2 separate regions of the Homo sapiens genome follow, and region 2 is linked to region 1. Evidence: chromatin loops called from intact Hi-C (ENCODE). Cell type or tissue: GM12878. All regions are shown on one strand. Links, peaks and the distances in the headings refer to the core of each region. The heading gives the core; the rest is flanking DNA. Region 1 has its middle 17 kb from the start of ARFGEF2. Region 2 has its middle 19 kb from the start of PREX1.

What was found. Hi-C counts contacts between places; a loop is a spot of excess contacts. Peaks named below come from ENCODE experiments on the same cell type or tissue, not always from the same donor. Only the 100,000 strongest peaks of a DNase experiment are listed, where the experiment ranks them.
Region 2: it touches region 1 in a loop (3-fold over the local background); 14 of 110 quality-filtered maps call a loop at or near these places.

Annotation. Positions count from the first base shown.
Region 1 is chr20:48,902,131-48,907,507 of GRCh38, reverse strand. No RefSeq gene overlaps it. Among named protein-coding and RNA genes, the nearest start is that of ARFGEF2, 17 kb to the left of the region's middle. In GM12878, for the core only: a CTCF peak has its summit at 2,289 (motif pointing right); a DNase peak (open chromatin) is centred at 2,313; H3K4me3 peaks cover 438 bases; H3K27ac peaks cover 307 bases.
Region 2 is chr20:48,844,307-48,849,683 of GRCh38, reverse strand. It overlaps a transcript of PREX1 not described here. Among named protein-coding and RNA genes, the nearest start is that of PREX1, 19 kb to the right of the region's middle. RefSeq lists an enhancer at 2,691-2,970. In GM12878, for the core only: no CTCF peak of the experiment used is centred there; a DNase peak (open chromatin) is centred at 2,653; H3K27ac peaks cover 2,012 bases.

The DNA of each region.
Region 1 (5,377 bases), core at 282-5,281:
TCCTGGGTAACACACCAAAGCTCCATCTCAAAAAAGAAAGAGGCTGAGCATGGTGGCTCACGTCTGTAATCCCAGCACTTTGGGATGCCAAGGCGGGCAGATCACTTGAGGTCAGGAGTTGGAGACCAGCCTGGCCAACATAGCAAAACCCCGTCTCTACTAAAAATACAAAAATTAGATGGGTGTGGTGGCACATGCCTGTAATCCCAGCTACTCAGGAGGCTGAGGCAGGAGAATCGCTTGAACCCGTGAGGCGGAGGTTGCAGTGAGCCAAGATCACACCACTGCACTCCAGCCTGGGTGACAGAGTGAGACTCTGACTCAAAAAAAAAAAAAGAAAGAGAAAGAGAGAGGGAGAGAGAGAGAGAAGAAGAGAAAAGGAGAAAGAAAGAAAGAAAGGAAAGGAAGGAAGAAAGAGAGAGAGAGAGAGAAAGGAAGGAAGGAAAGAAGGAGAGAAAGAAAGGAAGTAAGGAAGGAGAGAGAAAGAAGGAAGAAGGAAAGAAAAAGAAAGAAAGAGGAAGGAAGGAGAGAAAGAAGGAAGAAGGAAAGAAAGAGAAAGAAAAAGAAAGAAAAGAAAGAAAGAAAGAAAGAAAGAAGGAAAGAAAGAAAAAATTGATGGATAAAGAACCCTACAATGCAGAGATACAAGAGGCAATAGTGGCTAACACTACTTCTCTGGTGCTTCCTATAGGCCAGGGACTGTTCTGAGTGCTTTACTTAAATTGGCTCATTGAATCCTTACAAAATCCCCAATATTTCCCCCATTTAACAGAAGAGAAAACTGAGGTTTCTTGTCCAAGGTTACATGGCTGGTTCACATGAGAGCTGGGATTTGGGTCCAGGGTGTCAGGCTCCAGCAGCTGAACTGGTAATACTGGATGCTGTAATTTAAGACGTGACAACTTAGTATAGCACAAAGTGACCCTCAGGTGAATAGGCAAAGAAAAACTGGAGTTTAGAAGACCACGGAGAAGAGCTGTGAGCTGGATGTTGAAGGATGCTTTGGCCTAAAATAGACAGGAGGAGGGGAGACGGTGATATTTCCTCTGATCTAATCACCGTGTAATTCTTCAGCCCTGTCCTTGGCCTCAGGGACACTGCAGTGGGCAAAATGCCCAAGTCTTTACCCTCATCAAGCTTAATTTGTAGCGTGGGAAACAGATCATAAACACATAAACAAACGTGGGGGTGGTTAAAGCCTTATTATGTCATATTTTCAGTTTTTATCAGGAATTAGTTGTTGTGGCTGTTTTGAAATAAAGTCCACAAATTCGTTGACACTCTTCTCATTGAAAGGTGAGGTCTACATCCCCTCCCCTTGAAACTGGTTGGGCTTTGGAGAGTGTTGCTAACAGAATATGACAGAAGCGATGCTAGGTAGGCAGGGCCCAGTGACTCGCACCTGTAATCCCAGTGACTCGCACCTGTAATCCCAGTGGCTCGCACCTGTAATCCCAGTGACTCGCACCTGTAATCCCAGTGGTTTGCACCTGTAATCCCAGTGGTTTTGGAGACGGAGGTGGGACTGTTGCTTGAGCCCAGGAATTTGAGGTCTCAGAGAGCTCTGTCACCCACTGCACTCCAGCTTGGGTGACAGAGCAGACCCAAACTTTAAAAAAAAAAAAAGAAAAGAAAAGAAAAAAGAAATAAAGAAAAAAGGCCAGGCATGGTGGCTCACGCTTATAATCCCAGCACTTTGGGAGGCTGAGGTGGGCAGATCGCCTGAGGCCAGGAGTTGGAGACCAGCCTGGCCAACATGGTGAAACTCTGTCTCTACTAAAAATACAAAAATTAGCTGGGCGTGGTGGCATATGCCTGTAATCCCAGCTACTCCAGAGGCTGAGGCAGGAGAATCGCTTGACCCGGGAGGTGGAGGTTGCAGTGAGCCGAGATCACACCATTGTACTCCAACCCAGGTGACAGAATGAGATTCCGTCTCAGGAAAAAAAAAAAAAAAAGAAGAAGAAAAAGGCAAATTTAGACAGTTAAGGGCACAAGCCTCAGGGACTGCCTGAGTGTGAAGATGAGGGAGAGTAGGTGTCTAGTGTGACCCCCACGTTTCTTACTTGGGGAACAATGGGTGGTCAGGCCATTTACCAAGACAGAGAACGAGGAAAAGCTGGTTTCAGAAGAAGCATGTTAAAGATTCTAACTCCAAGATTACACCTTCCAATAAACATCCCTCTTAAGCAATGCTAGCTTCTGCAACACCTCTTAGATTATCTGACTTTTTTCATAAAAAGGAAAACTTTTGCACCGCTGCCAATGCAATTTCTATATTGGCCACCAGAGAGCACCAATGCTCGAGCAGTTCAACTAGACTCACCACCTGGTCCTGTTTTACACTTTAGAAAAAAAAAAAAAAAAAAAAAAAGCCGGGGGAAAGATTTTGGCTTCATCATCTTGTCTCAGAATCATTCTCGTGAGCTTCCCTGGCACCGGGATAAAATCTGATAGCTATGTCATGTGTGAAAAAGGTTTGGCTTATTGGATCCCTCAGTGCTAATTAGGAAAAAATCTCCTCCCTCACCACAATTTTCCATGTGTGCCTGAGCCCACCTCACGAAGTCCAGGGGACTTTCCTGATTTGTTTTGCATTGCTAGCCTTAGGCAAAACCCAGCACATTTTGCTTCTGATACATTTCCACTGCTGCCTCGTTTTCCCCACTGTCACCCGTGACCTCTGTGCTTCCCTCTCATTGCTGTGCTTCCAGCCCCGGGAACTTGCTCCTTCAGTTGCCTGATGGGAAAGCACAGAGGGTAGTTCCTTCCTAGAAGTGATTTCAGCCCCATTGCCTCCCATCCCCTCGCCTCTCATTCTCCAAGGACATTCAGCAGCTTGTGGGGGGCGGGGTATCAGAGCCTCACAGACCAAAGCCTGGTGTCTGCTGCCCTAGGTCTTTCTCTCTCTCTTTCTTTCTTTCTTTTCTTTCTTTCTCTTCTTTCTTTCTCTCTCTCTCTCTCTCTCTTTCTTTCTTGCTCTGTCGCCCAGGCTGGAGTGCAGTGGCAGTGGCGCCTTCTCGGCTCACTGCAACCTCCGCCTCCCGGGTTCAGGTGATTCTCCTGCCTCAGCCTCCCGAATAGCTGGGACTAAAGGAACGTGCCACCACACCCAGCTAATTTTTTGTATTTTTAGTGGAGATGAGGTTTCACCGTGTTAGCCAGGATGGTCTTGAGCTCCTGACCTCGTGATCCTCCCACTTTGGCCTCCCCATGTGCTGGGATTACAGGCATGAACCACTGTGCCTGGCCCTTTTTTTTTTTTTTTTTGAGATAGATTCTTGCTCTGTCGCCCAGGCTGGAGTGCAGAGGCACGATCATGACTCACTGCAGCCTCCACCTCTCGGGTTCAAGCAATTCTCCTGCCTTAGCCTCCCCAGTAGCTGGGATTACAGGCGCCCACCACCATGCCCAACTAATTTTTTTTGGTATTTTTAGTAGAGACGGGGTTTCGCCATGTCGGCCAGGCTGGTGTCAAACACCTGACCTCAGCTGGTCTGCCCACCTTGGCCTCCCAAAGTGCTAGCATTACCGGCGTGAGCCACCGCGCCTGACCTGCCCTAGGTATTTCTTTCTGTTGTTCTTCTAGATGACTCTAGGACCCCTGACCTCCTGGGGGGCCACTGCTTCCCCTCTAAACCCGCTCCCATGGCAGGCGATTTAGGGCCAACTCCCAAGCCAGATCCCACCAAGGGTGATGGTTCCCAGAGTCCCCTGGGCCCAGCGGCAGAGGGGACCAAAACTACCCACTGTTGTCATTAATGCACCACCTGGAAGTCATTATTTGGCAATAGAATCTCTCTATTCCTGAAGGTACCAAGGCCGTAGGAATTACAGATTCTCTCTGGTCTGGTAAACATTATCTCCCAGACTTGTGGCTGCATAGAATTCATCTCAGCCTGCTGAGATCATTGCTACTCACCTGGTTTTCCCATGATCAGAACTAATTTCTTTCTTCTTTTTTTTTGAGACTGAGTCTCACTCTGTCGCCCAGGCTGGAGTGCAGTGGCGTGATCTCGGCTCACTGCAACCTCTGCCTCCCAGGTTCAAGCAAGTCTCCTGCCTCAGCCTCCTGAGTAGCTGGGACTACAGGTGTGCTCCACCACGCCTGGCTGATTTTTGTATTTTTAGTAGACATGGGGTCTCGTTATGTTGGCCAGGCTGGTCTTGAACTCCTGACCTCATGTGATCCGCCCGCCTCGGCTTCCCAACGTGCTGGGATTATAGGTGTGAGCCACCGTTCCCAGCCAATCAGAACTAATTTCTGTCTTGGGGTTCTCTTGTTGCTTGTGCCTCCATTAAAGCAGTTATCCTGGGATTTTATTCTTTTCAGAGCCTGAAAACCTCCTTTGGGCAAAACAATCCCTTTTACACATCTCAGAATTCCTTAGAGTTGGGATATCTGACATCCGACATCCTCTGACCACACACACACACACACACACACACACACACACACACTCTCTCTCTCTCTCTCTCTCTCTCTCTCTTTCTCTCTCCGCCCCCCCCCCCACCATCACCTGGCTAGACTGTAGATGGTGAGGAGGTCGTTTGCTTCTTTGTTTATCAGTTCCTGGTACTATGGGGGAACACACAGGCATGTAGTGAAATTTTCATGAAAGTAAACTTAAACAACTACCATTTATGTTAATATATTAATCTCCTTTCCTTTTTGGGGGTAGTGATGTTGGTGGTTAAAATGTTCTTTTACTGTGAAGTAATGGAAAAAATATTTCTTTAATTTTATTTTATCCTGTAGTCTTTACTTGGCAATATAAAAAGTAGACCATCTTATTTCGGTTGCCCAATCATTCATTTTATTTTTAAGAATTTTTACTGCCTTTGAGAAGTCCAAGAGGCTGGAAACTGTTGTCCCACCATTTTCAGCACAGTCCTCAAAGCAGAGCCATCCTCAGGAAACACCAAATTGCCATAAGACACAGCAGTTCCACTCCCAGATATACACCCAAGAAAATGGTACAAGGTACACACACACAATCTCGTAAAAAATGGATGTTTATAGCAGCGTTATTCACAATAGCCAAACAGTGGAAACAGCCCAAATGTCCATGGATGGATGGAAGGATAAATGAAGTGTGGTCTATCCATACAATGGGATATTATCCAGCCACAAAAAGGCGTGAAGCCTTGATACATGCTGCAATATGGACAGATCTTGAAACCGTGATGCTAAATGAAAGAAGCCAGACCCAAAAGGCCACATATTACATGAAATGCCCAGAGCAGGCAAATGTATAGAAACAAAAAGCAGGTGGCAGCTGCCAGAGGATGGGAGGAGGGGTTAAATGGGAGTGGTTGCTCATCGGTATAAGTGTCCTTTGGGGTGATGAAAATGTTCAAAAATTGATTGTGGTGA
Region 2 (5,377 bases), core at 223-5,222, 58 kb after region 1:
TATGCTATGCGGCAGTTTACAGAGGGAAATAGATCTGTAAGTGTGGATGTGGAAAGATCTATGAGTTATATTTATAGAGTGAAGCCAGCAAATTGCAGAACAATATGTCCACTATCCTTTCATTCCACAGATATTGATGGAGCAGCCACTCTATGCTGGACACTGGGAATCTAGCAGTGAACAAAACAAATTCCCTGCCCCAGCTGAGCTAACATCCTAGGCAGGGAATCAAACAATACGGCCTGGGTGGTAAGTACAATGAAGAAATATATAATGCAAGATTTTTGTAAAAAGAGTCACCACAAAACAATACTATATATATATCCATAGAAGACACATAGTATTGTTCTGTTTCTAGTATTGTATTTGTTTCTAGTATTGTTTTGTTTATTTCTATGGAGACACATATATAATCACACATATATAGTGATATGTATATATATATCTATAGAAAACAGAGGAATACTCTGACATGTTAAGGATGTTTAAGCTACATGGTGGAAATGGAGGTGATTTTCATTTTCTTCTACATGCTTCTCCGGGTTTCCAAGGTTTTAGCAATGCACAAACATTCCTTTTTTTTTTTTTGAGACAGGGTCTTCCTCTGTTTCCCAGGCTGGAGTGCAGTGGCACAGTCAATATATCAGGCCAGGCATGGTGGCTCACGCCTGTAATCCCAGCACTTTGGGAGGCTGAGGTGGGTGGATCACCTGAGGTCAGGAGTTCGAGACCAGCCTGACCAATATGGTGAAACCCCCGTCTCTACTAAAAACACAAAAATTAGCTGAGCACAGTGGTGTGTGCCTGTAGTCCCAGCTACTCAGGAGGGTGAGGCAGGAGAATTCCTTGAATGCCAGAGGCGGAGGTTGCAGTGAGCCGAGATCCCGCCACTGAACTCCAGCCTGAGCGACAGAGCGAGACTCCAACCACCCCCCCTAAAAATGTTATATATCTATACATATAAATGTACAAGAAAAGGTCTGCAAACGTCTGCGAAGCAGCATCCCAAACTGCTGATGGTAGTTATTCTGGGGGGACTGGTGGGTGCCAGGTGGTTATCCAAAGGTATTTTAGCCTTGCAGGAGACTATACTCATGTATTACTTGTGTAATTAATAAGTAATAATAGGCCGGGTGTGGTGGCTCACATCTGTAATCCTAGCACTTTGGGAGGATGAGGCGGGCAGATTGCTTGAGACCAGGAGTTCAAGACCAGTCTGGGCAACATGGCAAAATGCTCTGTCTACAAAAAAAATATAAAAATTAGCTGGGTGTGGTAGTGTGTACCTGTGGTCTCAGCTACTCGGGAGGCTGAGGTGGGAGGATCAATTGAGCCTGAAAGGTTGAGGGTGCAGTGAGCCACAATTGTGCCACTGGACTCCAGACTGGATAACAGAACGAGAGCTTGTCTCAAAAAGAAACAAAAAAAAAAAAAAGAAAAAATGTAATGATATCGAGAAATTGGAACCCTCATATAGTGCTGGTGGAAATATAAAATGGTACAACCACTTTGGAAAACTGTTGACAATTTCTCATAAAAGTTAATCATATGACTCAGTTATCCCACTCCTAAGTATTTGCTCAGGAAAAATGAAAACCTACATCCATGCACAGACTTGGCCAATATTTATAAGTGGCTCTTTCATAATAGCCCCAAAGTGGAGACAACCCAAAAGATTCTTGCAGGATGAACACACTGTGATTTATCCACACAATGGGACACTACTCAACAATGAAAAAGAACAAGCTACTGATACGTGGAGAAATCTAAAAACATTGTTTATGTTGAGTGAAAGAAACCAGACACAAAAAAGCACATAGCACATGATTCCAATTACATGGCAGGCAAAACTAATTTATAGAAATCAGAAGGATGGGGGCTGACTGGAAGGGGACCCGGGGGAAATTTCTGGGGTGAGGGGAATGTTCTAGATCTCGATTGGAAGGGTGTACACACGGGTGTAGACATTTGTCAAAATGCATTGAGTCATATATTCCAGACATGTGCATTTCACTGCAAGTAAATTTCACCTTAGTAATAATATGAAAAAACACCACCAAAGCCTGGAAAGGAATACTCTGACAAGTTAAGAGTGTTTTATCTCTATATGGTGGAAATAGAGGCAATTTTCATTTTCTTCTATATGCTGCTCTGGGTTTTCCAAGGTTTCCGTGATGCACACACATTCCTTTACAGAGCAGAAAAGAGTTTCAAAAACAACACGGCCTATACATTATAGATAAAGCATATGTGTCTCTTTTGTGTGTCTTTTATTTATTAGTCATTTGGGGAGGGTTTGTTTTTTTTTTTTTTTTTTTTATAAGAGAAGGAAGAGGGAGGGCAGGGCAAAGAAAGGAATCCTCTCAGTTTTTTCAGAGCACTCTCAAAGGCCCCCTCCTCCATGAAGTATTCCTTGATCTCTCCCCCAAATCTCTGCCTCTGCATAACTCATCTTAACTCCACTCTGACCCAGAAGGACAGGGTGCTTTCCTATTCTCTGAGAGCCTAGAGCACAGAGCTTTGCACAAGGTGTCTTGTTGGTCTGGGATCCTAGCACTGTCTTTTTAAGAAAGCCCCAAAGCAGGCCCCGGGTGTGGGTAGGCCCCTTGCTGGTCATATTTTCCACCCACCGCTGAACCTATCCCAGGCTGATGAGGAACTGAGAGGGTGACCTCCTAGCCCCTGGAGGGTAGGAACACATACTTAGGGGACTCCCAGAGGCTTTGTAGAAACTCCTGCCTCCCCTTGAAAGGTCAAGCAGCCATCTCTGGCCTGTCCTCTCCTACTTTTGGGTTTTCTTCGCCTAGAGTGAGGCACGTGGGTGGGTGGGGGCTGCAGCCGGCTGTAGACGGGAGTGTCCAGCAGGCACATGTTGCTTCTCTCCTGGCCCTCTGGTCCCCGAGGGAGCTCTGTTAACACTCCCAGGCACCCCATCCATGGGGCTGGGAGACTGTTTGCTGGGGCCACCTTTGGCTGGGGAGCAACTGGGCCACTGGCATTGTTTCTGTCTCCAGCAACACAATAGAAGTTTTGCTGGGGTCCAGGGAGCGTCTACAAAGTGCTCTCCTTTGACCGCCAGGAGCGGCTGCCTGGCTTTTAATCTCTGGTGTGGAGTGGGCAGGGCAAGACCAAGGTGGAGACTGTTGTACTGTAGGAGGGTCGGGCTGTTTTCAAGGGGAGTGGTTGTGTGAGATGAACGAGGTGCCAGACAGCAGGATGGTGGGGGAGGAGACAGCGAGGACATCCCCATCTATTAATATAAGGTGGGCTGGGAGACCACCAAGCCAGAAGTCAAGTTCAAAAACCTGCTGGAGAAAGGAGTGAGAATGGACAGAGGATAAGACCACCTGCAAGTTCTTTCCTCTCCGCCGTGAAATTATATGCGGGATCCTCCCTTGCACTTCTCCCCTGGGCCAATCCAAGCCCCACTGCCTGCAGCCCCCTTTCTGGACATGCACCACAGCCTGTAGCTAGTCTCCTTGTTTCCTCTAGGCCAGGCTTTGATTTATTGGCTATGTGACCGTAGGCAAGTTTCTGTAATTCTCTGTGCCTCAGTTTCTTCATCAATAAAATGGGAATGATTATGGTGCTGACCTCATGGGGTCGGTGGGAGGACTTAATGAGTTAATATATACGGAATGTGCTTAGAACAATGCCTGGCACACAGTATCTACTATCAAAGTGTTAGCTGTGATCATTTTTATTATTATGGGCCATCGTCCATGCAATAGCCTGTGAGACCATTTAAAAACCTGAGTCACATCATGTTACATCCTTGTTTAAATTCCTCCCCTGGCTGCCCACTGCACTTAGCATAAAATCCACACATCACTTTTGAGGCCCTGCTGGATCTGCCTGTCTCCACATTACCACCTCACTGGCCTCCTCGCGGCTTCTGGAAAGCTCAAATTTGGTCCAGCCTTGGGGCCTTTGCACTTGCTATTTCCTCTGCCTAGAAAGCTCTTTTTTTTTTTTTTTTTTGGAAACAAGGTCTTGCTTTGTCACCCAGGCTGGAGTGTAGTGGCACAGTCACGGCTCATTACAACCTCAGCCTCCTGGGCTCAAGTGATCCTTCCACCTCAGCCTCCAGAGTAGCTGGGACTAAAGGCATGGACCATCACACCTGGCTAATTTTTTTGTATGTTGTAGAGACACTTTTCGTCATGTTGCCCAGGCTGGTCACAAACTCCTGGCCCCAAGCAATCTTCCTGCCTTGGCCTCCCAAAGTGCTGAGATTACAGCGTGAGCCACTGCGCCCAGCCTAGAAAACTCTTCTCATGCTTTGCAGAGTTGGTTTTGGCTGTGCATTTAGATCTCAGCTTATTTATTACCTGCCTATGGAAGCCTCCCCTGATCACCTTATCTAGGTGTGTGCCTCCCTGTATTTTTCTATGAGAACATCCTGTTTATTTCTTAGCTGCTGTCAGTTATGGGTTAATTGTTTAATATCTCCCTCTAACCGGAAATATAAGCTTCACGAGGGATGGAACTTTGTCTTAGTCACTGTGTTATCCCCTACATCTTGCATAATGCCCAGTGCATAGAGGAGCTTAGTAAATGAGAGTTCGTTACATGAATGAATAAAGGAATGGAAAAAAGACTTGAGGATCACTCATGAGAGAAATCACATAGATGGCGATGCCATTTATCTAGTGAATAAAAGTCTTTTGGGGAATGTGGCAGATAATTGATTCAAGTTGGGACACATTTTTAAAGTGCTTGTAGGACTGCTTGGGAAGATGTCCATTAAACATCCCACGTAGGTCTGGAGTGATGTGAGAAAGAAGGTTATAGCTGGAGTCATGTTTCTGGAAGTTTTACCATACAAGCAGTATATCCATCAAGATGACTTTTGCTATAAGTAAATGAAGACTGAACCCAATGTGTTTTATGCAATGTGTCCTGAGATAGGACAGTCCCAGGGTTGGGTAATTCGGCTCAAGAGCAGCATTGAGGATCCAGGTTCCTTGCATCTTTCCATCTACCATGATGGCACGGTCTCCGTTCGTGGGTCCAAGTTGGCTGCCATAGCCCCTAGACATCGTGCTGTCACAACAACATCCACAAGCCACAAGAGCAGAACAAGTCACTTTCCTTTCCTGTATCTTGTTTTGAGAGGGAAGAAGACCTTCCCTGAAGCCTCCAGCAGATTTCCATCAAGTCTTATTGGTTAGAAATGAGTCACATGCCTCTTCATGATTGGCTGAATTTCATTAAGATCTGCCTGCTGGGGGTGAGGAGGGTTCATTCTCTCCAGAAGCATATGGTGGCCAAACTTGGGGTTTCAATAGGGAGAAGGGGAAAATGTTGCTGGTTTGCAACCAATGGTGTCTTCAATGGGTGTAGAAGATAGAGTCTGAGCACATATCTGCTGCCA